Linked DNA regions of Homo sapiens: regions 1 and 3 are each linked to region 2. Evidence: chromatin loops called from intact Hi-C (ENCODE). Cell type or tissue: mammary epithelial cell. All regions are shown on one strand.

The links. Hi-C counts contacts between places; a loop is a spot of excess contacts. Peaks named below come from ENCODE experiments on the same cell type or tissue, not always from the same donor. Only the 100,000 strongest peaks of a DNase experiment are listed, where the experiment ranks them.
Region 1: a loop joins it to region 2, with 5 times the contacts of the local background. A loop is called at or near these places in 2 of 110 quality-filtered maps.
Region 3: it touches region 2 in a loop (11-fold over the local background); 2 of 110 quality-filtered maps call a loop at or near these places.

Annotation. Positions count from the first base shown.
Region 1 is chr6:72,745,672-72,753,671 of GRCh38, reverse strand. All of the region lies in intron 1 of KCNQ5 (potassium voltage-gated channel subfamily Q member 5), which reads right to left. Among named protein-coding and RNA genes, the nearest start is that of KCNQ5-IT1, 120 kb to the right of the region's middle. In mammary epithelial cell, no CTCF peak of the experiment used is centred here; DNase peaks (open chromatin) are centred at 4,721 and 7,191; H3K27ac peaks cover 1,621 bases.
Region 2 is chr6:73,126,212-73,134,211 of GRCh38, reverse strand. It overlaps KCNQ5 (potassium voltage-gated channel subfamily Q member 5), which reads right to left. Exons shown (of 14, transcript NM_019842.4): 10 at 571-791. Among named protein-coding and RNA genes, the nearest start is that of KCNQ5-AS1, 13 kb to the left of the region's middle. In mammary epithelial cell, a CTCF peak has its summit at 4,115 (motif pointing right); DNase peaks (open chromatin) are centred at 2,341 and 4,021.
Region 3 is chr6:72,784,171-72,792,170 of GRCh38, reverse strand. The region is part of intron 1 of KCNQ5 (potassium voltage-gated channel subfamily Q member 5); the gene reads right to left. Among named protein-coding and RNA genes, the nearest start is that of KCNQ5-IT1, 160 kb to the right of the region's middle. In mammary epithelial cell, no CTCF peak of the experiment used is centred here; DNase peaks (open chromatin) are centred at 3,810 and 4,430; H3K27ac peaks cover 3,420 bases.

The sequences.
Region 1 (8,000 bases), 380 kb after region 2:
AATGCAAATTAGATTAAAACTATAAGATACTATTAGATGCCAAGTAGAATGGCTAAAATTTATAAACAATCACCAGCAAGTGTTGGTTTAGATGTTGAACTGAAACTCACGCATTACTGAAGAGAATGTAAAATGGTACAGCAACTTTGGAAAACATTTGGCATTTTCTTATAAAGTTGAATATACACTTACTATACAATCAAGGACTCCTTCTCCTATATATTTATCCAAGTAAAGTCCCTACACAAAGACCTATCTGAGACTGTTTATAGAAATTTCATTCATAATCACCAAACCAAATATCCAACAATTAATGAAAGAATAAACAAATTATCCTTTTATGGTATACCTGTAAAATGGGATCCAACTCAAAAATATAAGAAATAAGGGAATGATACACATAACAAAATGGATTCATCTTAAAAGCATTATGCCAAGTGAAAAAAAGCCAATCATAAAAAGCTACATACTGTATGATTCCTGTTATGTGACATTCTGGAAAAGGCCAAACTATAGAGCCAGAAATCAGATCAGTGACTGTCAGAAACTAGTACCAAGGGAAGAGAAATGGAGAAATTTTGGGGGTTATGGAAGCATTCTATAGCTTCATCATGGTGTTTGTTACATGAATGCACAGGTCTTCTTAGCAAGTAAAAACTTGCCTTACATTTTAATTATTAATTCATTAATAATATTCAAACATTGACAATGGGTATACAATATTTCCTGTCTCTTGGAAGTATTCTTTTAGAGTCTATCTAGAAGAACCTCGATCAATTCATTCTTCACTTCCTGTCCTTTGTTACTGTACATATCCACTATGCCCTGTTTCTAATAAAACCAAACATTTAATTTTATAGTATTAATACTTGTAGAAAATCAGAAACACAATATGATAGGTTATTAGGACAGAAATACAGCTTCAAAATAACTTAGTCTAGTCCCCTATTTTACATGGATTGGCTGTTCTCGTTTGTTAGCCTAAACTGTACACACTTTGGAATTTAGGCAATTCAGGAGACTGTGAAGATCCAAATTGTTTAATGGACTGTGGTTGTGAACATGTATGAATACAACTTGGAGACTCACAGAAATAATTGAAGATGATTGATTGCTCATATCAATGGGTGGGGCAGAGCCAGAGTGAAACTATGTTCTTTAGGACCCTGCTTTTCATTCCAAGCTTGTTTACCTTGAGATATAGTTGTTACCTAAAGAAAGCAGAAATCTGTACCTAGGCTGTTTTCTTTGCCTAAACTTCTCTCATTTCCATTAACTCATTAATTTCTACTTACCTTCAGGTATTAGCTTAAATGTCTGAGGTTGTTTTTCCTGCTTTGGAGATTAACTTCCTCCTCTTATACAACATCAACTCATCTGTACTTTATCTCCTTGCACATAGCATGACTTTAGTGAAGAAATTAGTTTGTAACTAACGTTTTGCACCTGTCTCCCAACTCAAATATAAGCTCCATATGAAAAAGGACAACGTCTTTCATGCTGTCCGCCCTTACACCCAGCACCTGATTTGGGGTCTCCTTCAAGACAGATGCTCAACAAATGTTTGACTTTTCACTGGGGGATTGCTGGGTCATGCTATGGAGATAGCTTACCCCCAACGTGAAGCAATGTATGGTAGTATAGCAAAAACCAAATCCAAACCCCAAACAAACAAAAGGCAAAAGATGTACATTTGAATCCTATCACCACCATTTACTTGCTAACTACTTGGTGAAATTTATATAAATATCTTGAGCATCACTTTCCTATCTTTAAAAATCACTTACTTACAGATGATTTGGGAAAATCTATATAAATATTTTCTGACCATCATTTATCATTAAAGTGATTCGAGTAATAATGAATGAATAAAGGTAGGTAATGCGCCTTACAGTATGCTCAGAACACAGTAGGTGGTCAAAATTATAGAATTGATACATTGCTTTTTGTACTAAATAAGAGTGATGCCTATATTAATCCTAATTATGCTGCTTTTTAATAATTTATTTTCATAAAAAAAGTCAATGGTAAAATGCACATTTCTGATTCCAGAATCAATTATTAAGATGAGCTATATTAAAGTGATGATATTTGACTGCTGTTGACTTTTGAAAATGGCAGTTTCAAGTGGTTCAAAGTATTTGATGATTTTTGTATTGTAAATGTGTATATTTACTTTACATTTCTCCTTTTTAATAATGAACATGAGTTTTACCTAATGACAAAAAATTATGTTTTTTTCTTGGTCCCTCGTGATCTAAAGACTCATCTCAGTGCTGTAGTACATCATTTAAGCTTTCTCAAATCTGGCTTCGACTTATGTTTTCATCTCTTATTTTCTTATATTTTTTTTTTTTCATTTTGAGTCCAAATCACACAGATGATTCATTACCTAAATTCATCCTGTACTTTCTTGAGTCCATGCCTTGGCTCACACTGTACCCTTTTCCTGAAATTGCCTTTCAGTATTTCAATAAAAAAATTGCCTATCCCCTAAAATCCAATTCAAATGCTACTTCTTACTCTCCTATGTGTCTCCCTCCCTACCAGCACTCTGGATAACCCTTCTTGTATTAAACCTAGTTTTGGATAGATTTTTCTCTTTAGCCAAATCATAGGCTTCTTAATGGTAGGAACCATATCTTAGCCATTTTTTTTTCATCCCAGTACCAGCTCTATCTGAGCAAACATCCAAAATAATAGATTTGGTCAACTGGCATATTCAGAAGATGTATCTTTTTTAATGACATAAATTGATGAAACTCATTAAGTATGTCAAAGGAATGGAAGTGGAAGGCTTGAGCAATAAAAATCCTTTTTAAGGTCACTATCATCTGGTATAAAAATTTATTTTGAACAAATTACACCCTGTTAGTACCATTGTAGCTTTGCTTATGAGGTACAAAATCAGTATGCATGACACATGAATTCAACATTTTTATTATATATCTATTTAATTATTCAAAGCATTTTTAACTTCAAATTAAGATATTTTAATGTATCAAATAGAACCATATTTGATCATATAGAATGACTTAAATTTTGAAATGTTAGTATTGTCACCTTTTTAATCAAGTGAACTTAAAAAGCATCATACAGTGGCCATGTGAAAAATCAACTGTCTTTTTAAAAGATCATTAATTTTCTACAGCTCAGTCTATAACCGACATCTAGCAACAGCTAGTTTTATTGTTTATAAAATTAATAAATCCAAAAGTACCTTGATAATTTATTAAGGGTTATCTTACCCAAGTAAACTTTAAGTAGTCCTGCATTTCCAAACCTATTAAAACAGGGTATTTCCTTTTCTGAAAACCAAATCTGAAAATGATACTGAAATTGATTTCTAGTAAATTTTACTTCTAAATAATTAACACTTAATTCTATCAGATTGTGCAGATTATTCATTCCTAGGCATTCTTTCACTCTGGATAGAGTTAGTACATTTGAACACACAAAGTACTCTTTTAGGAAATGCACTTGGGAGTTCCTTTCCAAGGTTTGCCAAAGACTCACATTGTGGCCAGATTATTTGCTTCTTTGTCTCATAAGTCTCCCCATTTACATAAAAAAATTACATTTTGCCATGTGTTATTTGGATAGCATTTTGATAACAAGATATACAGACCACGGTTTTATGAAATTTGAATTCCCTGTTACTTGCATTCCAATTAAAAATTATAAACAATGAAGTAATTACAGGTTTTAAAAAAGGTTTTTGCTTTTTCTTTTTGACATTGTTGTCATTGTAATTATAGCTTAACTCAAGACTGGTTTGTACTTCCTTGACAGGCCATGTTAATTTAAATGTTTGTTTTTAATTAGATAATGCTTCTGAAGAAATAAATGAAAAAGGTCCTATGAAAAGAAAAACCAAATGCCTCAGTGGCAGGTCAATAACAACCCTAAGTTGATTACATAAATGGAAATAAAAATATATTTTTTTAAATGTTGTCAGTGACTATTTAAGGTATGATTATTCCCTATGTGGGCTATTTGTGCCTTGTATTTTTCCATCCACCTACCTATGATTGGACTATTTCCCTGTCCCTTTTCTGTAGAGTGGAAGGCAGAGCATGGCAGGAGAGATAAAATGTAATGAAGTTCAAATCCTTCCCTTTGGCTACTTGTGAGCAGTTGGAGGAAGTAGTTCACAGTAACATTTAACAGCAGGTATTACCTGAATTAAAGTCTGAGAAATTTTTTTTTAATTTTTCCACATTATTCCAATAAACAGAGGTAGCTGAAAATTAAGTGACTAACCAATGACATCAAAAGCATATTTCTGACTGGTAATAATTCCTATCCTCAACCAACAAAATAGGCAGTAAGTAAAGATACCTCATAACCAGGTGGCTTTAAAATATAAACCAAAAATCACTCTAACTAGCTGGATAAATTGGTATTCTATTTGAACTTTTAACAGAATCTCAATCTAAATATCAGAGCAAGGATTCACCTTTAGCAAGGATTCAACTTTAAATGAAAATGTTTTGGGGTGTTGAGAATTCAAACTTCTCAGAATTGTAAGGTTCTATCATGGCAATGAGTGGTGAAAAGAAGTATGAGGAGGAAGAAAATAAATATGTAATTTAGAGTTTGTTCAGAATCCAAGAGTTAACTCCCCTCATTCAAGAAAGTTGAGTCATGGGCAAACCACAGGTGGTCAGGGAGTGGGTGAACCATGGCACATCTGTTTCTCATAAAACCAGACTGTGCCATTCTAGAGCCTTTACTTTTTCTGAATGAAACACATTCATGTGTGAACGTGTCAGAGCCAGTGCAGGAAAAACATTTGTTTTCTCTGGCACACTATGCACTTATGATTTGCCTAAATGCAATACTTGGGCTTTCTTGTTCTCCCAAAACATTTCCCACTTACATTCACTGAGTTTGCCTGGTACAGCACCAACAGGGGCAGGTTTGTCTCAGATACCATGCTGTCTATGATGAAAATCTGTTTAAATTCTCTTTAGGAACAACTGCCTGATTTAGTGAGATTTTTCACTCAAAGTAGTTATTAAACGCATTTTTCTTAGCATGGGCCTCATATCCCTTAATGAAGGTAGAAACAAAGCAAGAAACTCCTTAAATTATGGAAGAACAAGGTGTAGGAATTTACAGTCTTTTCTCAGTTATTATGGGTGAATTGAAAGTCATCTGTGGTTCTCAAATTTTGCTGTATATTCAAATCACTTGAGAATTTTGTTAACATGCAGATTCTGATTCATTAAGTCTGGGGTGGGACTCAAGATTCTCATTCATAACAGGCTGTGAAGTAATGCACCAATAGGCGGTTGTTTTATGGAATACTTTTTGAGTAAAAAGAACCCAGGGCACAGTTCTGTGACAGAAAGGCTACATACAACCAACAAGTTGATACTGAAGTCACTTTTGAGTTTAACCTTAGCTTGATTCCATCTCTTTCTCTAGTTTTTGTATTTGCATTTAAGAACAGGTTGGAATTAAAAAAACAAACAAACAAACAAACAACTATCACACATCAACTGTATAAAAGATCACAGACAGCAACTACTCTCCCAATCTCAACATCATTCCTCTTCCCTTTCCCCTTTCTGGTTGGTCTTACACAACCAAACCACACTTTATTCTTAACAAGCCATCTTACACTTTTCGGAGATGTATAGATTATACAACGAAAAAGACTGAAGATTTTCTGACGTAGGATTTTTCTAAGGAAATGATGTGAAATGAAAGTCCCACTGAACTACAGTTTGGGAGAGCTGAGTGTTTTCTTGCTTCATCTCTCACTACTTAAGGGAAAGCCTTTTCTTTATTTATAAACCTAGTAGGATCTTGCTTTACCAATTTAACAACCCTGTTGAAGGTGTTCAATGAGTTCTTACAGAGGACAGCATTTTGAGTACATTTTTTAAGCATTATAAAAATACAGTATAAGAATTATTTTAAGATATGATATGGACAATGGCAATTCATATGCTATGTAACTAACTAGACTGAATATCATTGAGGACAGGAATGTATGCTATGCTTCTATTTTTACAACCCTGTTTTTTCAGTCATTTATCCCCATGTTAGGTATAGTATTATAAAAAATATCAGATGATTAATGAATTGTCTGACTGAGAAAGAAAGAAAATTGTAGTATATAATGCTGACATTTGAACCTGCCTTTTAATTTGCCATCATGAAACAGAAGGTACTAAAACTAGCAGAGAAATTTTTATCCGATTTTGTGTCATGGGCCACTTTGGCAGTCCCATGAAGCCCGAGGAACTATTTTCAACAGAATTGTTTTAAAATGCATAAAATAAAAATATTCCAAGGAAAAATGAGTATATAGAAATAGTTATCAAAATATTAAAAGAATTCTTTATTAATGCATTAAATAAGGTATCACAGCAGGTCTAAGTAGCTAACATAATTCTGAAGAAGTGCTAAGTATAAATTATATTTGAGATATATTCAATACCTGTGATATAATTTAAAATTAATCTAGGATTTCTATTGATGCCATAACCCCTGAGGTTTGTGGCTTACATTAATAATTGAAGGAGATATCAAATATCAGTTAGAGTTAGGAAAAACAAATACATTTTTTTTCCTATCCAAATTCTGGACCTTAGGTTATCATCAACCCCTGAACTAGAACATAAATATAAGGATTATAATCCTTAAAATAACTCAAAATCCATATCTTGTATCATTCTAGGCAAGACTTAGAGTGTAACACATAATCTTTTGTTATTATAATTAAGAGTTTGCAGTTCTGCTAGATAGAATCAAAGAGCGTCATTATTTTCCGCAACTACTACATTAGTATCTATAATGTATGGTATACATTAGTTTAACACAAGAATGTAGCATAACATAAAAGGATGTTGTTAATGTTAATGTTCTTGATGTATTATCTGGTAGTGTTTGGTCTCAATTTATTATCCTCAATGAAATTTTCTAACTTTTTTCCTTATTCCTGTACTCAAAATTACATTAATGGTACTTTGAAAGAAAAGATGTTGCTATGAGATTTTGCTTAGAGTCAAAATAAAGCATTCAGCTAAATATATCCAATGTAGTTGTTGAAGCAAGAGGAAGAAAACAATTCTAAGTATCTTCTTTAGAAGTGATGCAAACCTTGTTTTGTTTCACTGTTGCTTCAGGTTTAGTTCAATGACTACTCCCATTAGTACCTGTCAGCAAATCCCTGACTCACCCTTGATCACTAGCCTGTCTACCCTGGTACATCTGAACTGCCTCCCAGTGCTTTCTGAAAGAAAGTAAAAGTTTAACAAGTTGCACGGAGAAAATCATGAGAAAGAGAAGACTGGGTATCAAGAAACCAGGTCTTGGGGCAGGTCAACAATAATGCAGACTTTTAAATAAGGTGGCAATCGGTAGCAAGGGGAATAATCTTGATGAAATTAGTAACTGGCATAAATTTCTGGGCTGGGAGGGGAAGTATCCCACAGAATAGAATGCTAAAAAATTACAAAAAAGTTTCAATAATGCCATTGTTGTGAGTTGATTTGTGTCTCCTATAAAGAAATGTTGAAGTCCTAAACTCTGGTATTTGTGAATGTGACCCTTTTTTTTTTTTTTTTTTTTTTTTTTTTTTTTTTTTTTTTGCAAATAGAGTCTTTGCGGATATAATTAAGATGTGATCACACTGGATTACAGTGGACCCTAATTTCAACCACTGATGTCCTTATAAGGAGAGAGAAATTTGGAGTTAGAGATACAGGGGAGACAGAGGGCAAAAAGCCATGTGATGACAGAGGCAGAGACCGGAGTGAGGCGGCTACACGCCAACACAGGTCAAGGATTGCTAGGAACCACTAGATGTTAGGAAGAGGCAAGGAAGGCTTCTTCCCTGGAGCCTTCAGAAAGAATATGACCTTCAGACACACCTTGACTTCAAACTTCTGGCATCAAGTACTGTGAGAGAGTACATTTCTGTTCTTTTGAACCACTCAGCTTGTGGTAATTTGATACGGCATCCAAAGGAAACAAATACGACC
Region 2 (8,000 bases):
CTCTTGGGAGAAGAACTTGAATTTTACTTATCATTGGAAGACTTCGAAATAACTTTCAACAGGAACCTCTCTAAGGAAGATAAGCAGTGGTCTCTGATTTGCTGGTAGATGGAGTGTGTGAGAGAGGGAAAGAGCACCTTCATTGTTGACCAGAAATGATCATCCTCCTTACTGTGTTTCAAGATATTCACAGAGCAAGCACCTGGTTGTCCCTGGGTCTTGGACCTTTGCTGGTCAGACGTCACAAATACATCAGAATGACAGTCCCATTGATCTTAATGTGGCCCTTGTCTGAGAAATAAATTTGTAGATACAAGTGAAGAATTAACAACATTTTGTCAGCTTCTTTGGAATGTAAATTTAGCTGCCAAAGTGGTTTCCAAAAGTAAACTTATGTTCTGTACATTTGCCCAAGGCAATGAATAAACTTCCAATAAAACAAACAAACAATTCTTTCTCTGGGGTTGTTTTCTTCTTTCTTCAAGTGGCACTATGGAGAATTAATTACTTCATAATCTCACTCACTATAGCCTATCCAATTAAAAATGGTTATGGAAAAACAGGGCTTACCATCTATCACTGGTTTTGGCTGAGAACTTTTGAGGCGCAGCGAGGGCCGGAAGCGGGTTCGGTCGTTGAAGCTCCAGCTCTTCTGCACTTTGGTGGGACTGCCCTCGGCTGTGATGTCGGTGCTTGGGGACCTCCTGTCACCTACTGAGGCTTGTCGGCTCTTAATACTCTGGCCCCTGGGGCTAGCCATGCGCACTCGCTCCTTAAAACTTAGCTTCTGACTGTGGAGAACAGAGGCATGATTATTCCATTTCAAGCAATTTCTTCCACTTTGCTTGGGTAAGTAATTTGATGAAGCTCATGTGGTCATATATTTCAATAGACAAGATGTTTTCAGCACGTAGGAGCATAGCAATTATTTTTCCCTTATTTAAAATTTGAGCTTTATCTAATCTCTATATTTGCATTCGAGATCAATCTCATTCTACAGGTACATACATCCTTCTTGGATTCATTGTAGAAAAGACTGAGGTCATACAGCATTTTGTACACAATTACACTGTAGATAACTAAGAACTGTTTTGGAATTCACTTGAAAAACAGTTGGGTAATTTTAGCTTTAACCTCAACTTTTGAGATTTAAAAAATTATTTTTTGTTTGGGAGCATATCTCTTTGTAATTTCTAGACATTTCTACAGGTAAACAGGGATGACAGTTACATATATACCTACATTTGGCATGCATTTTATATTCCAGGCAAGATTATGTTATCCATAAATTCATGCAATCTCATAGCAGTTGGTAGCACCACATACATAATATTAAACACACAACACTTAACATTAGATTTCTTTTATGCTTACATTCATTCTTGTGAGATGAAAACCACACAAGATAGAACAGCCCCAACAGATAATGAATGTGATGACTGATGAAGAGAATGAGATGTTATGTTCACTAACACAATTTCCTGCTAGTAAACAGGTTATTGATTTGCTGTGGCAGCTACTGGTAAATTATATTTGTTCAGGCATTCAGTTCTCTGATGCCGGCTAAGATCAAATTGTTGTGGGCTGATAAAAGAAGCATTAACAACAATCATAAAATCCAAAGTGCATCTTCACACTTTCCTAATCAAGAGATATGCTATGATGTGCTAGGAAGGGCAGGTTGGGATCAGACACACGGGGGCTAGGGTTCTCATCTCTAACTTGGAGATAAACATAGCAACACAGCTAAGGGATTCTTGTGGGAATCAAATGAACTGTAAGAAGCTTTGTGTACCCATTCTGTTTTTTTTTCTTGTTTCCTTTATAGTGAAATTATGCCATTCATTAGAAGGTGATACTGTCATCAATGTGAGAGGCCCAGGACTCTGCAGGGCCTGAAGAAATCCTGGGCAATGAGTCTGAGGGAAGTCTCTCAGAGCAGCTACTCTGAGAGAGTAAAGCCGCAGCCTTTGTGGGGTATGAAAGCAGCGTTCTCATGGATAAGGCTTATTTGAGACGAAGTGGAGGCCTTGTTTTGTCCACTTACCGCAATGTCCACTGTCCCCAACTGCAGCATGCCAACAGCAAATGTGTTTAGTGGATATGTGCTTTGTAGCTAACAAGAAACAGTAACATTTATTTTTCCATGCCTAGTTGCTTAACAAACGATATTCTAAAAGGGCACCACGTTTTATGTGTGTTTACATGAAAACAAATCAAATCATGAACTGGTGGTCAGGGAGTTCTGGAAACAATAAACAAGTTGACCATGCAACTGACAGCTCCCCTCTGAAATGCAGACACAGCTAAGTCCAGCATGACTCGCTGAAGGCACATGCAAAGAACAGGCGGGGCAGTTTGGTGATGAGGTCAGGTGGGTTCAAGAGTTCTTTACAACAATCCCAACAGTGGAAGAGTTTATCTGTGCTTGACACATGTGTGATTAAATGATAGATTACATTAAACAAGAGCAACAATAACATCATAAACCTGCATCTTTTAATTCTCAGGCTAGGTTTTCCATGTCATCCCAAAGCCTTCAATTATTTAAACAAATCTGTCAAAGGGATGGTGCCCAAAAATATCTACTTTTCTCAAGCTTTTTTTTTTTTTAAATTGTAAAAGTTTCAAATCTCTTTTTAGTTTCAACACATCTGTTCCATAATTTAAATTTACAATGATCTAGTTCAGGAAGCATATGCTCACTTCTGCACCTTTATTCAGATTAATGAATAGCTCAAGTTGACATAGATATCATTACAATTGGTCCTCACTATATTTGATTTTATCTATTACCTTTTCTGGAACTAACAGATGCTAATTACTATAAAAGGTTGGTTTTAGTTAATATCAAATTATTTTCTCCAACTTTCAAGATATATCTCTTTTCTATGTCAACTAAATACATAAGAAATGGATAAACCATCATAAAAACACTTAATATGAAAAATTAAAAAAATTCAATTACTAAAAAAGTAAAAACATCCAAAATGAAAGTATTAGCATTCAATCCACCATAGTTTGTTTATAATAAAAGTATTTTAAAAATCATACCTATAAAAATATTTTTAAAAATTGCCTCTATGAACCATTTTGACATTACCTTATGAATAAATTGGAAAATGTGAATAATATTCTCTAAATCTTAGTATCATTTAAAGCACTTAAAGTTGACAAAAATAAATTCTAAGTAACATTTCCCTTTTGTCCTTCTCAACTACATGGATATTTGCTAATGTCTATTATTTTAAAGATTCCCAAGAATTATTTTAAAATAAACTCGGCATATTACATGTTAAATTAGAAAAAATGTAATGTTTTCACTTTCTCTTTTGACATAATTATATGAAAGTTAAGAATAAGATTCTAATCAAGAACTTTTTAACCAGGCAAAATTTTCTTTTCCAAGGCAAAGATCTGTTCTTGTGTCCTCTTACAAAAAGCTCACTTTATTATTTTTCTACTTTGTTTCCCTTTGAAAATCAACACAGCGTCTTGATTAGATGACTATTAAGCTGATCAGGTGACTGTTACTGAAAACACACATTGAATTGATTAAAAATATAGACTCTTCACTGAAACACTGAAGTCTTCATTATTTTCCTGCCTTTTTTTTGGTGACATCTACGAATATGATTTTTGAAGATTTATGTAACAGTATTTTTAGGAAGAATGCCAAGGATTATCCCCAAGAGACCAACAAGGAGGTCTTGCTTTGCAGAAAGTAAAAAAAAAATTGCTGTGGTCATTGATCGGAGCATCTCTCTTAGGGTACAGTCCCACAGTTACAGCTGAGGACCATGCTCAGCAGAGCCTGCACTGTCACCCTGCAAGAGAGAATTCTCTCATCTCTAGGAACCAGATGTACAGGTTATTCAAATGGCCTAGCATGCAGTCTACTACCGGCTGTTCTCTGCCAGGCAACTGTGTGGCATCATCATAACCCCACAGTAATCCTCTGGGACTTAGAATGCTGTAGTTATTGTTATACTTAATTAGGGTTTTAGCCCTTCATGGGATAAGCATTCTACAAATTCTCGCCTCAGGCACAATATGGCAACTGAGCCATAACAATCCAGTGCGTGCAGCAGCTCAGCAGTTGTCCAACCACAAGGAGGCGCCAAAGGGCTGACTGCCAGTTCTACGCGGGACGCCGACTATTTGTCCCAGCGGTGGAGAGTATCAAAGCAGGCAACAGGCAACAAGGAAAATTTCAAGCGGGTTGAAAACCTCATTCAAGAAGTCCCTAGAAAGAGTGAGTCTCTGAACAGGGCTCAGGTGGGGTGGCGGTGTAACCTGGTCATGCACCTGAGGTTAGTTGGCATTCTCAAATCTCATGTCAATAGCCCGGATGCTGGGTACCTCTGCTTCCGTGAGGTGTACATTCTGAAGAGCTTCTGCTTATTACTACAGAACTTACTAGGAGTGAGGGAAATAGAGCAGCACATTACTAAGCATTTCACGAATAGGAAAGTGCTCAGGGATTCTTTTATAAAAACAAAGCCATTTGGCTTTATTGTTTTTAATATAGAAGTACACAGACTATTTAAGCAGAGAGTACTATGTTGTTTAATTGTGCTGCTTGAAAGATATCCAGTGATCTTAACGGCTAGGTTGAAAAATTGGATTTGAACTAGGCATTACATACAAATGATGATAGTCTCTGTGTTAGCATGTAAGAATAAATACTTTAGAATATAGCTACCCCTGTAATAAATATCAATAACACATAGTATAAATGATTAATAACGTACTTTAGAACTTCAAAGAATAACTACAGAAATCAATAAATTCATGACATTAATTGTTGAAATTTGAAAACGTAAGTTCTTGGTTTGTGTGAAACATCTGCATTTATAGTTGATATAGGTAACCAATTGTCAGAATATATGTTCAACAAAACAGAAGAAAAGATTCTAGATTGCTGGTTTGTAAGAAACGAAAGAAAAGTACGTTTCTTATTTTAAGTCCTATGATGTGTTGTTAGAAGACTAAATCCGTTTCCTCTATCAATAAATGTGAACAGAAGGAGAGACCATTTTGGAAAGATTGTTTTTGAAACAATGGAACATTTTGCCAATAAGGACACAAGTTGACTATGTTGGAAAAAAACCAAAATCTAGTCTTATTGAGTTTAGTTTAACAACACATGCAGATCATTCATTGCACACAGAAGAAAGAAAATTGAAATAACAGAAAATAAATGCAGAAAAAATATAAGAGCACACAGTCTTCCACCAGGGTTCTAGAGTTCTCTCCAAGAGCCACACACAGCTTCAGAACTCCCCCTTCCCCCAAAAGCCAACCACACAGGAGTGGTTCAGAAAAAGCACTCGGTGGCTCACAGCACAAGAGTGTAATGTAATATAAAAATATCATTTTTGCCTTAACGTTTAAGACATGCATCTTTACAACAGTCTCACAGGTACCTGGTAAAGCAACTTTAGTCTACTCAGAAATCTGAAAGGGTTCTAGCAAAGCTTTTAAAATTGCCATTAAGGAAGCTTAAGTATCAAGCAGGCATATAGCCAACCATTGTTGATTAAGAAGACAGAGTAACTAGAGGCAGCAAGATGTATAGATAATCTCAAAACCTCAGATAATATAATCTGTTTTTGTAGCAATAAAACTTAGGTAGATAGAAGGAAAAGCCTTCTTGTATCAATGTGATGACTGACTACTATTTGATAATCTGGTCAAGGAGGAAGGGAGAACCACATAAAACCTCAAGGTGAGAATATTGGCTTATTCTGGACAGATGGATTCACAGGTAAATTCAGTTCTCTGAAAATGACAATTTATATCAAAACAGAAAAAAACTTGTCCCATTTTAAAAATGACTTTTCCAACTAATTTTTTAATAGAATGAAATCAATAAACACATTTACCACCACATATATGAGATTAGTACTGTTTTAGTGGGAATTCAGAGGAAAAGAAATGAGTGATTAAATGATGCTAAAGAAGTATTTTATGATTGGAGTAGAGGAAAAAACAGCAGGCTCAGTTGAGACTAACAGTAATTTGTACCTGAATGTACCAAAAAGAACTGATGAAACAGTATTTTCACTATTGCTCAGTTGAGCTATATTTAAAAAGCTCTTCTTCAGATTAATGGCTTGTATTTTATTTTATTTTTTATTTTTTGAGATGGAGTCTTGCTCTGTCATCCAGGCTGGAGTGCAGTGGTGTGATCTCAGCTCACTGCAACCTCTGCTTCCCAGGTTCAAGTGATTCTCCTGCCTCAGCTTCCCAGGTAGCTGGGACTACAGGCATGCAGCACCACGCCCAACTAATTTTTGTATTTTTAAAATAGAGGGGGTTTCACAATATGTTGGCCAGGCTGGTCTCGAACTCCTGACCTCAGGTGATCCACTCTCTTTGGCCTCCCAAAGTGCTGGGATTATAGGCATGAGGCACTGCACTTGGCCATTGTATTTTTAAAGAAAAGTTTTGGATCTGTCATAAATAATGTGACATTTTTCCTTAGCCCAAGACATCGTAGGCAAATTTTGTTTAAACATACCCTAGCCTCAGTGTAGAAAGACAAAATCCCTTTTTAACAAGAACATTCCAAAGCCGGGAATGTAGTTAACTAAGGGTTCTATAAATGTGTTCGACATCTTAATCAATGTTGCAGAAAGAAAAGCCTCTCTGTGTATGACCCACTCTACAGTCATGGCTCCGTCCTTTGGTGAGAGTGCCAGGCACCCAGAGGCGGATGTTGGCTGCTGTGTTGAGTTCATCTACACTTGGGTTTCTCTCAGTTTGTAACACAAAGAAAAACCATGAAGAAGGACTTAGGAGATTCCAAGCTCTGGGCTAAAAGGTGAAAATGTTGGCTCCTGCTTGGGCTGAAGCTTGTCTCCTCTGCCTTTCTGACTCACCATCAATAACTCAGTGGTCCCAAAGGCAGTAAATTACTCTGCAGTTGGGTGGTGTTAATTAGTTCCTTTGAAATGGGGTCAAGCATTAATTAACAATACTCTGGACCCAGATCTACTCTTCTGTAAGGAAGAACTCTCATTATAAATGCATTTTACTTTGTGATATTTTGCTTGGGTAAGGACAACTTTGTTACTTTCTAAGATGGTACTGTTGCTATTGTTATTACAATAGCCTTTCTGCATTCATTATGCAGGATTATAAATTCTGTGTATGGAGCACAACAAGGTGAAAGCTTACATAATATTAAATGGGAGCTTCAGCTTACTTTCCTTAGATTATTGCAATGTTTTTAATTTTTTATTTCTCTTTTTATATTTCTCCTCTCTTCCCATTTTTTGTTGGTGTTTTATCTCTTCCCACAAACTACTTGAGGTCAGGGCCATTTTATTACTCTATCCAAGAATTATTTATTGAGCACATTCTGTAATAGCTTTACCCAGGGTGATGTGACAGCTAGTTGGAAGATAGGACACCTAAGTGTATGAAATATAAGATATTAAATAATGAATCTAGGCTAAGTAATAGTGCAGGACTTATTTCAAGGTGGTTTTTGCCAAATGTTCAATGACCACAGAGAAGCAAGAAATTTCCATGTGTGATTCTCTAAGTCATCAACCCACTTCAGTGGTTTTGTACATATTTAAACCTATGGGTGAGTTATCTTTGACAACCTCAGTCTGCTGCATGCAGAGAGGTAAATGTCGTAGATATATGCGAACATCATAAATGTGGAAAATTTGGTTGGTAGTTTTTTTGAATAGTGATAACTGAATAGGAAGCTTGTTTTTGGACTAGTGAGCAGAAGCTCAACAGTGACACTTTAATTTTGTCTTTGTTTTCTGCTGTGCTAACATTTAAAAACAGTACAATATCATTGTGCCAGCCCAAGGTGACCCCTCCTTCAGGATTGCCATAGAGTTTACACTTATTCAAGCACCTCCATGTCATTTACAAACTTCTCTTTTAGGTGTTAACAGCTCCGTTTTGGAGGATGAATCTAAGATGGGTGATCGCACTCTCAGGTAGCTCTGGAATTTGTGCCAAAGATGGTC
Region 3 (8,000 bases), 340 kb after region 2:
TGAGACAATGACTTTCTCCATAATTATAGACTCACAAATATATTTAACAATTTGATTTGCCACCATGGCTATGAAATGAAGCTCAAATCAAGATTTTACACTCATGGCATCCAAAGAAGTTTACTTTGTGGGAGTCTCAATATGTTTTCTTTCCATGAAAATATAGTGGCTGGCTGCTATGGCTTGATTGTGTCCCCCAAAGTTCATGTGTTGAAAACTTAATCTCCAATGCAATAGTGTTGACAGCAGCACCTTAGGAGTTGATTAAGTCATAGGGGCTCTGCCCTCACATGGATTAATGCTGTTATCAGAGAAGTGGCATCCTTATGAAGGATGAGTTTGGCCCCTTCCATCTCTCCTGCGGGCTCTCTTGGTACGTGATGCCTTCCAACATATTATGACAGAGAAAGAAAGCCCTCACTAGACATGGTCCTTCAATCTTGGGCTTCACAGCTTTCACAACTGTGAAACAATAAATTTCTGTTCTCTATACGTCACCCAGTCTCAAGTATTCTGTGACAGCAGCACAAAACAGGCTTAGACATTTTCTTTTGCTGCACATTAGTCTTTTGAAAACTAGTGGTTTCCAAATAGTTGAATTTACAAAAGTAATCCACCAACCAGGCATAGGCAGGAGTCATTTGATATGACATCCTGAACTAGAGATAAAGATGTAATGTACCTTTCTGGAAGTCAATATTTTTAATGTTTTCCCAAGTTCCATGTGTGTGCTTGGGGTGAGGGGGAGGGCATTGGGTAGGAGAAAAGGGAGTTAGAACACTTCAAAATATGATGTCAAGGGAATTTACCTATCCTGATTTCTGGATACTAGTCTAGCTGATGTTCACATTTTGTCATCATTCAGTGCGCACATGCACACACGTGTGGATATGCATGTGTGAGTACATGGACATACATTACAGCACACTTTGGCCTCTTTTCTATTGCTCTCATATGCATAGCTGCTGTCTCAGGCATTTAGCTCCTCCTGTGGCTGGCTCTTTCTCAGCTTTCAGATCTTACCTCAAATGCTGCTTCTCCCGAGAGGCCTCGCAGCTTCTCTACGGAAGAAGCCATTCTCATCCACTTTCCAAGACCACATCCTGTTTATTTTCTTCAGAGCACTTACAAAGATGCGATGATCTTGTTTATTGACTTATTGACTGTTTATTGATGATTTCCCCCCATGTGTGCCATTGTTACCTCCAGACCCAGGACCATTTCTGGCACATACTAAAAACAAACAAAACAAAACAAAACAACAAACAAACAAAAACCCTTTGTTGAATAAACAAACACTGAATATAATTCTTTGGACCTAAAAACTCTGTTTTTTTATCTTCAAGTTTAATACCGTGTACTTTATTCTTTTAATGTCCTTAATGTTCTAAATGACTTTATTTTTCCCTAATAGAAACATTTATCCAAGTTTTTCCTACATTTATTTATTTAGGGGATATCCATCCCCTTAAGCATTTATTCTTTGTGTTACAAACAATCTGATCATGTTATTTTAGTTATTTTTAAATGTACAATAAAATTATTTTTTACCATAGTCACCCTGTTGCACTAACAAACACTAGGTCTTATTCATTATTTCTAGTGATTTTTTTGTACCCATTAACCATCCCCACTTCTCTGTGAAGAACCGCACCCATCACTACCCTTTCCAGCCTCTGGTAACTATCCTTTTATTCTCTATCTCCATGAGTACAATTGTTTTACTTTTTAGTCCCTACAAATAAGTGAGAACATGCGAAGTTTGTCTTTCTGTGCCTGGCTATTTTTCTATATTTAATCTGTAGCTCAACTTGATGTCAAATTGAATTAGCTACTAAATTCATCTTCATTGCATTCTAGCTCAAGTGATGTTGGATATGGCTTCTCTGGGCTTTAGTGGCCTTATCATTTATATTGAGGAACTTTCACTACTTTGGGAGCTTATTTTGTGATTACAGTCATTCTATAGAGCACAAAAGAGCTGGACCAAGGAAGAATAAAGAAAAACTTGTTAGTATAACTTCTTAAGCATCAACAGCATTGCTTTAAGAAATTGTTAATATTTAAAACAACATTTTAATGAATTCTGGAGAGACATGCCCGTTTTGTCAAACATTTATCTTGACAAGTGGCGTCTAGTTCTAATTCTATTTGGACGCTGCAGGATCCCCTCATCTCAATACTATTCTTCTGTTCTCTCGCACTGGGCCCCATCCAAGTTAATTATAAAATGGTCCTTTGTGAAACGTAAGTGCATTTTGTTCACCACTCCTATCCAAGAGGTCCTTTCCACTCGGCCTCCAAAAGGAAAACAAAACAAAAATTATATTTTACAAATATAGGGTTCTATTTTTAGGAAGGGAAAAGAAAGGTGGGACTAAGTGTCCTATGTTTTGAGTTCCTTTCCTGACTTTGCCACTCACCAGCTGTGTGACCTAATACAAGTCTATTGATCTCTTTGTGTATCAGTTTCCTCATTTAAAATATATGAAATTTATAAATGATAATGTCTACCTCACAAAACATACCTAATGATGAATAAGTCACCACATCTAACACATGAAGTATACTTAATTCTTCTATCACTGATACTCTTTCTATAACAAGTTATATTTCCTTTCTCTATATAAGTTATATTTAAATTAACTGAAAAATATTCCTTACAGTGAAGTTTTTGTATGTATCAAGAAAACTGTATGTCCTAAAATTCTTGGTTTAGGATTAGCCTGAAACACTGGTCTGAGGTAAAACACCTGAGTTTCAGTTTCAGTTAAGCTGAAGGGCTTTGAGCCAATCGTTTCACCTCTGTACTTCATTTCATCTCATATGTTAAACATAGAGGGTGGATTAGCCAGGTGTGGTGGCGGGCTCCTGTGATCTCAGCTACTCAGGAGGCTGAGGCACAAGAATCCCTTGAACCTAGAGGCGGAGGTTGCAGTGAGCCAAGTTTATGCCACTGCCCTCCATCCTAGGCGACAGAGCAAGACTGTCTCAACACACACACACACACACACACATACACATGAACAAAAACCATGGAGGGTGGGTTTAGATTAGTAGCTCCCAACTTTGGCTACACATTGGTATCATCTGGAAGACTGAAAACAGATAATGCCTTTGGCTCCACCATCAGAAAGTATGGTTTGGACTGGGGCTTGGCATTGGTATTTAAAGGTTAAAAGTATCTCCTCTGGGATTTCTAATGTGAAGCTAGGGTCGAAAACTTTTAATCCTTCAATACCTACAGCTATTGAGAAACCAACAAATAAGAAAGGACAAGGTTTTTAGGATGGCCTATGTTTTTCCTAAGGATATAAAATATAAGACATGGGTTCAAATTAAGTAATATCCTACCTTAAAACTTAAAAAGCCTTTGAAGAAAAAATAAAATTTCATCTTATACAAAAAAAGACATGGACTACAAATGAATAGGTATATGATACTGTTATTGTAAAAATTCCATTATTAGTACCATGGCATCAAACTATAAGGTTAATATAGAATTATAGAATCCAGAATTATTTGAAAAATTGTTATAAACTATTTGTTCAAACAATAAAATATTTTTACCAAGTTCTCTTTAATAATACTGCTATCTGCTGTATAGTATAATAAATAAGACAGCAAACTATTTTTAACTATAAACAATTCAGGCCCTTTTAAGTGTGAAAGGATGCCTTAGCTAAACAGAAGGAAGAAGAATGAAACTTTCTATTTAGAAGCTGTTATGAGTCAGGCATTGGAGTAGGTGCTACTGTATTTGATAAGTCATCCGCATACTATTCTGTGAAGTATGTGTAACTCTTCCCATCTTACAGATATCCAAAGTCTTGTTAATACAGGCAAAGGGATCTTCCCATGGGGCTTTCCAGGGAAAGTAGCAGAGTCAGGATTTGAATCTGGACATTCTGGTTTGTTAGCACATTTTATAATAAATCATTATTTATAGTCTGTAAGCTCTAGAGCATTAAAATTCACTATACTCACAATACATAGTCTACAAAATTCCTCCTGTATTTTTTTCCCCACTTTTCTTCCCCACTCATTCATCCGTTCACTTATTCAGCTACCAATGAGCCCATCCACCAAACACTTAAGTGACTAGTTGATGTCAGGCTGGAAATGCAGATACCCAAGAAAAGCAGCAATTGGAATGTAAGTTGTCTAAGGCACGGGCACTGAGGCAACCAGGAAACATTTTGGAAAACAACAAAACAGAAAAATCAGATTGGTCTTAAGAAACCTATTAAAGCAGCACATAGTGACTCAGAACAGACATAAACAAAATCATGTTAGAGAGACAGATTGGCCCTCAGGCTGATAAGGCAGGATTAACTGGTGAATGCACAGGAAGAATGTGCCAATCAATAGAGGAGCTGATTAAGTTTGGAAATGTAGGAACATCAAGGTCACAGAGGTGAATAGGAACAGGGATGAGTGCTGACTCAGAAGAATGTGCCTTGGCATGCTGACTCAAGTGGCCTGTATGCTGACAGGCATGGACTGGGAGGACGGGTACTCAAGTTACTTTCTTGATTCTCTTTGTTCTGCATCCATGATTTCCACACAACCTTCTGGTTACTTTGGCTTCCTACATAGATTGGCTACAGCATTCAATTTTTTTTTTTTTTAAATACTGATACTTAGGCCTCACCAGAGACTAATTAAATCTGAATTACTTGAGAGTAGTGCTGAATAGTTGTACATCTCTAAAGCTCCTCAAGTGATTCACATACATAACATGGGTTTGGCAAACATTTTCTGTAATGGGCAAGATAGTAAATATTTTAGGCTTTGTGGGCCATATGGTCTCTGTTGTAACTATTCAACTTTGCTATTGCAGCACAAAAGCAGTTATAGATAATACTTAAATGAATGAGTATGGCTGTGTTCCAGTAAAACTTTATTTATAGACAATGACATTTGAATTTTGTACAATTTTCATCAAAAAATTTTATTCTTCTTTTGACTTCTTTCATTTTAAATGTAAAAATGCAAAAACCACTGTGAATTTGTGGCTGTACAAAAACAGGTGGGGGGCTGCATTTGTCTCACAGGTCAGGGTAGCCAAACCCTGGTCTGTGGAGATAATACAAATGCACAGACATGTTTCATCACAAATGAACCAGGATTCTCATTTCTTTTTTTTTTTTTTTTTTTTTTTTTGAGACAGAGTCTTGCTGTGTCGCCCAGGCTGGAGTACAGTGGCACAATCTCGGCTCACTGCAAGCTCGCCTCCTGGGTTCAGGCCATTCTCCTGCCTCAGCCTCCCGAGTAGCTGGGACTACAGGTGCCCGCCACCACGCCCGGCTAATTTTTTGTATTTTTAGTAGAGATGGGGTTTCACTGTGTTAGCCAGGATGGTCTCAATCTCCTGACCTCGTGATCCGCCCGCCTCTGCCTCCCAAAGTGCAGGGATTACAGGCGTGAGCCACCGCGCCCGGCCCAGGATTCTCATTTCTAATACACCGGTCTCTCAGATTTCTGTTGTGAGAGGCCAGTATTGCGAAGTAAATAAACTTTAGGACTTTGAATAAATCAAGTTTTTCTAAACCCGTGTGGCTGAGATCTAGACTCTGGGTAATGGAGAAATCACTGAGACAAATGACTTCATATGGAGAACTGACTAGAGAAGCCACTACCTTTCCTCAATGAGACTGCTTCCCCATTCCCAAATGATGTGAGCTGCATAAATTAGACATTTATTAGGCATAGTTAGCATGTTTATTTATTTATTTATTTACTTATTTATTTTACTTTAAGTTCTGGGGTGCATGTGTAGAACATGAAGTTTTGTTACAAATTTTTGCAATCTATCCTTCTGACAAAGGGCTAACATCCAGAATCTACAAAGAATTTAAGCACGTTTTATAATAAATCATTATTTATAGTCTGTAAGCTCTAGAGCAACATCGTCTGACATAGCAGCCACTCACCCATGTGGCTACTGACTACTTGAAATGTGGTTGGTTCAAATTGAGGTGTGCTATGTTAAAATACACACTGGATTTTGGAGGCAGTATGAAAAAAAGAGTATAACATATCTCACTAATAATTTTTATATGTCATAACAATTGTGTCAAAATAGTAATATTTTGCATATACTGGTTTAAATCAAATCTATTATTAAAATTAATTTTACCTGTTTATTTTTAAATGTAAATAACAGAAAACTTTAAATTACCTATGGGGCTCCTATTATATGTCTCTTGGGTAGTGCTACTCTAGACAGCAGAGGTTGAACTGTCCTAAACCCAGGGTTTATGGCAGAATTTGGAACATGGTGGCTTCTAAGTAATTGTTTATTGCGGGAATGGATGTAACTCTGTGATGTGTGCACCCAGGAGGTACAATAGACTCCAAGCAAGCGGTGATGATTTAGCTTCAACTTGAAGGCTAAATGTTAATCAGGTGCCAGAGAGGAAGGAAAAATGAGAAAAATACACAAATTCTGCCTGCTACTGTTCTTTTCTGTTTGTTTGTTTTGTTTTGTGTTTGTTTGTTTTTGTTTTTTTTTTTTGAGATGGAGTTTTGCTCTTGTTGCCCAGGCTGGAGTGCAATGGTGCGATCTTGGCTCACTGCAACCTCCACCTCCCAGGTTTAAGGGATTCTCCTGACTCAGCCTCCCGAGTATCTGGGATTACAGGCGCCCACCATCATGTCCAGCTAATTTTTTGCATTTTTAGTAGAGATGGGGTATCACTATGTTGGACAGGCTGGTCTCAAACTCCTGACCTCAGGCGATCCACCCGCCTCGGCCTCCCAAAGTGCTGGGATTACAGGTATGAGCCACTGTGCCTGACCCCTGCTCCTGTTCTTGACTAACTCCCTATCCTTGTCATGTTTTCCAGTTACAATCCCAGCTCCATGGTGTCTTCAACCTTTGCTACTAGAAGCTTTGCCCCAGACCAAAGGAGCATAGTCACAGTGCCAGGGAGACTCAGGCAGGCATGTGTTCCTCTAACATCCCAGGAGAAAAAATACTCTGTGTTAATTCTAAAATATTTTTTTTCTGTTTGTCTTCAACGATATAAGAGAAGAAATACTTCATGAGATGCTAAATGAAAGCCAAGCAAGTCTAAAGCACTTTAGTGTTGGTCAATCGCTTTTGGTTGGTGTTACCTTTATTGGCTGATGTTGCTGCCTCTGGCTGCATAATCTTTGATCATTTTTAAACTGCTGTTTAGCTTTTTGTAGTTTGGTGCTTAGATGTATTATTTTCCTTTGATTATGTGATAATTTGGGCTTGACTCATAATGGTTAATCCAGAATCCATTACCATCACTTTCTCTCTTCTGGGGTAATCTCTACCACGGAGGCTAGAATAGTGAATTCCCAAGCTCTGAGTCTCTCCTGCACATAAGGATTACCACATGACTCAGTTCTGGCCAAAGGGATATGGGTAGGAATTCCTCGAAGAAGATCTTTTCCCATAAAAAGGAAAAGCCTTGCTAGTAGCCTCTTGGTCACTTTGCCACTTGACTGGAATGCAGGTTGGAGGTGCAGCAATCATCTTGTGACCATGAGAGGACGAACATGAGGATGACACATTGAGAAAAGTAGGCCAGACAGAGCCCCAGTCCTGCAAGACCCTGTGGAGGCCTGACTTCCTTTAGATTTTATATTGTGTGGGGAAAATAAATCCTGACCTCATTAAGCCAATGTTAGTCTAATTTTCTATTACCTGCAGTGAATACATTACCTCATAGAGTAACTATTGTTTATAATATTATTATAATAAAAGTCTTCTCCCCTCCACAGCAGAAATCTCCCAATGACTGTGCTTCTCTTACATCTTTCATCCACTTATCTGGTTCTCTCTGCTCTCTCTCTTCTCTTCTCTTCTCTCTATCAGGTCTTGACTCATCAAGTTTGGAATCTAGGGAAGGTTTTACATATAGGAGAAATGCAATGCCCTGAACAGCAGTGGTGGTTTGGAAGCACAGTCAGTAACACATGCAGCTCCTTCACATCTTGATCATGCTCTCTCCAAAGGAAAG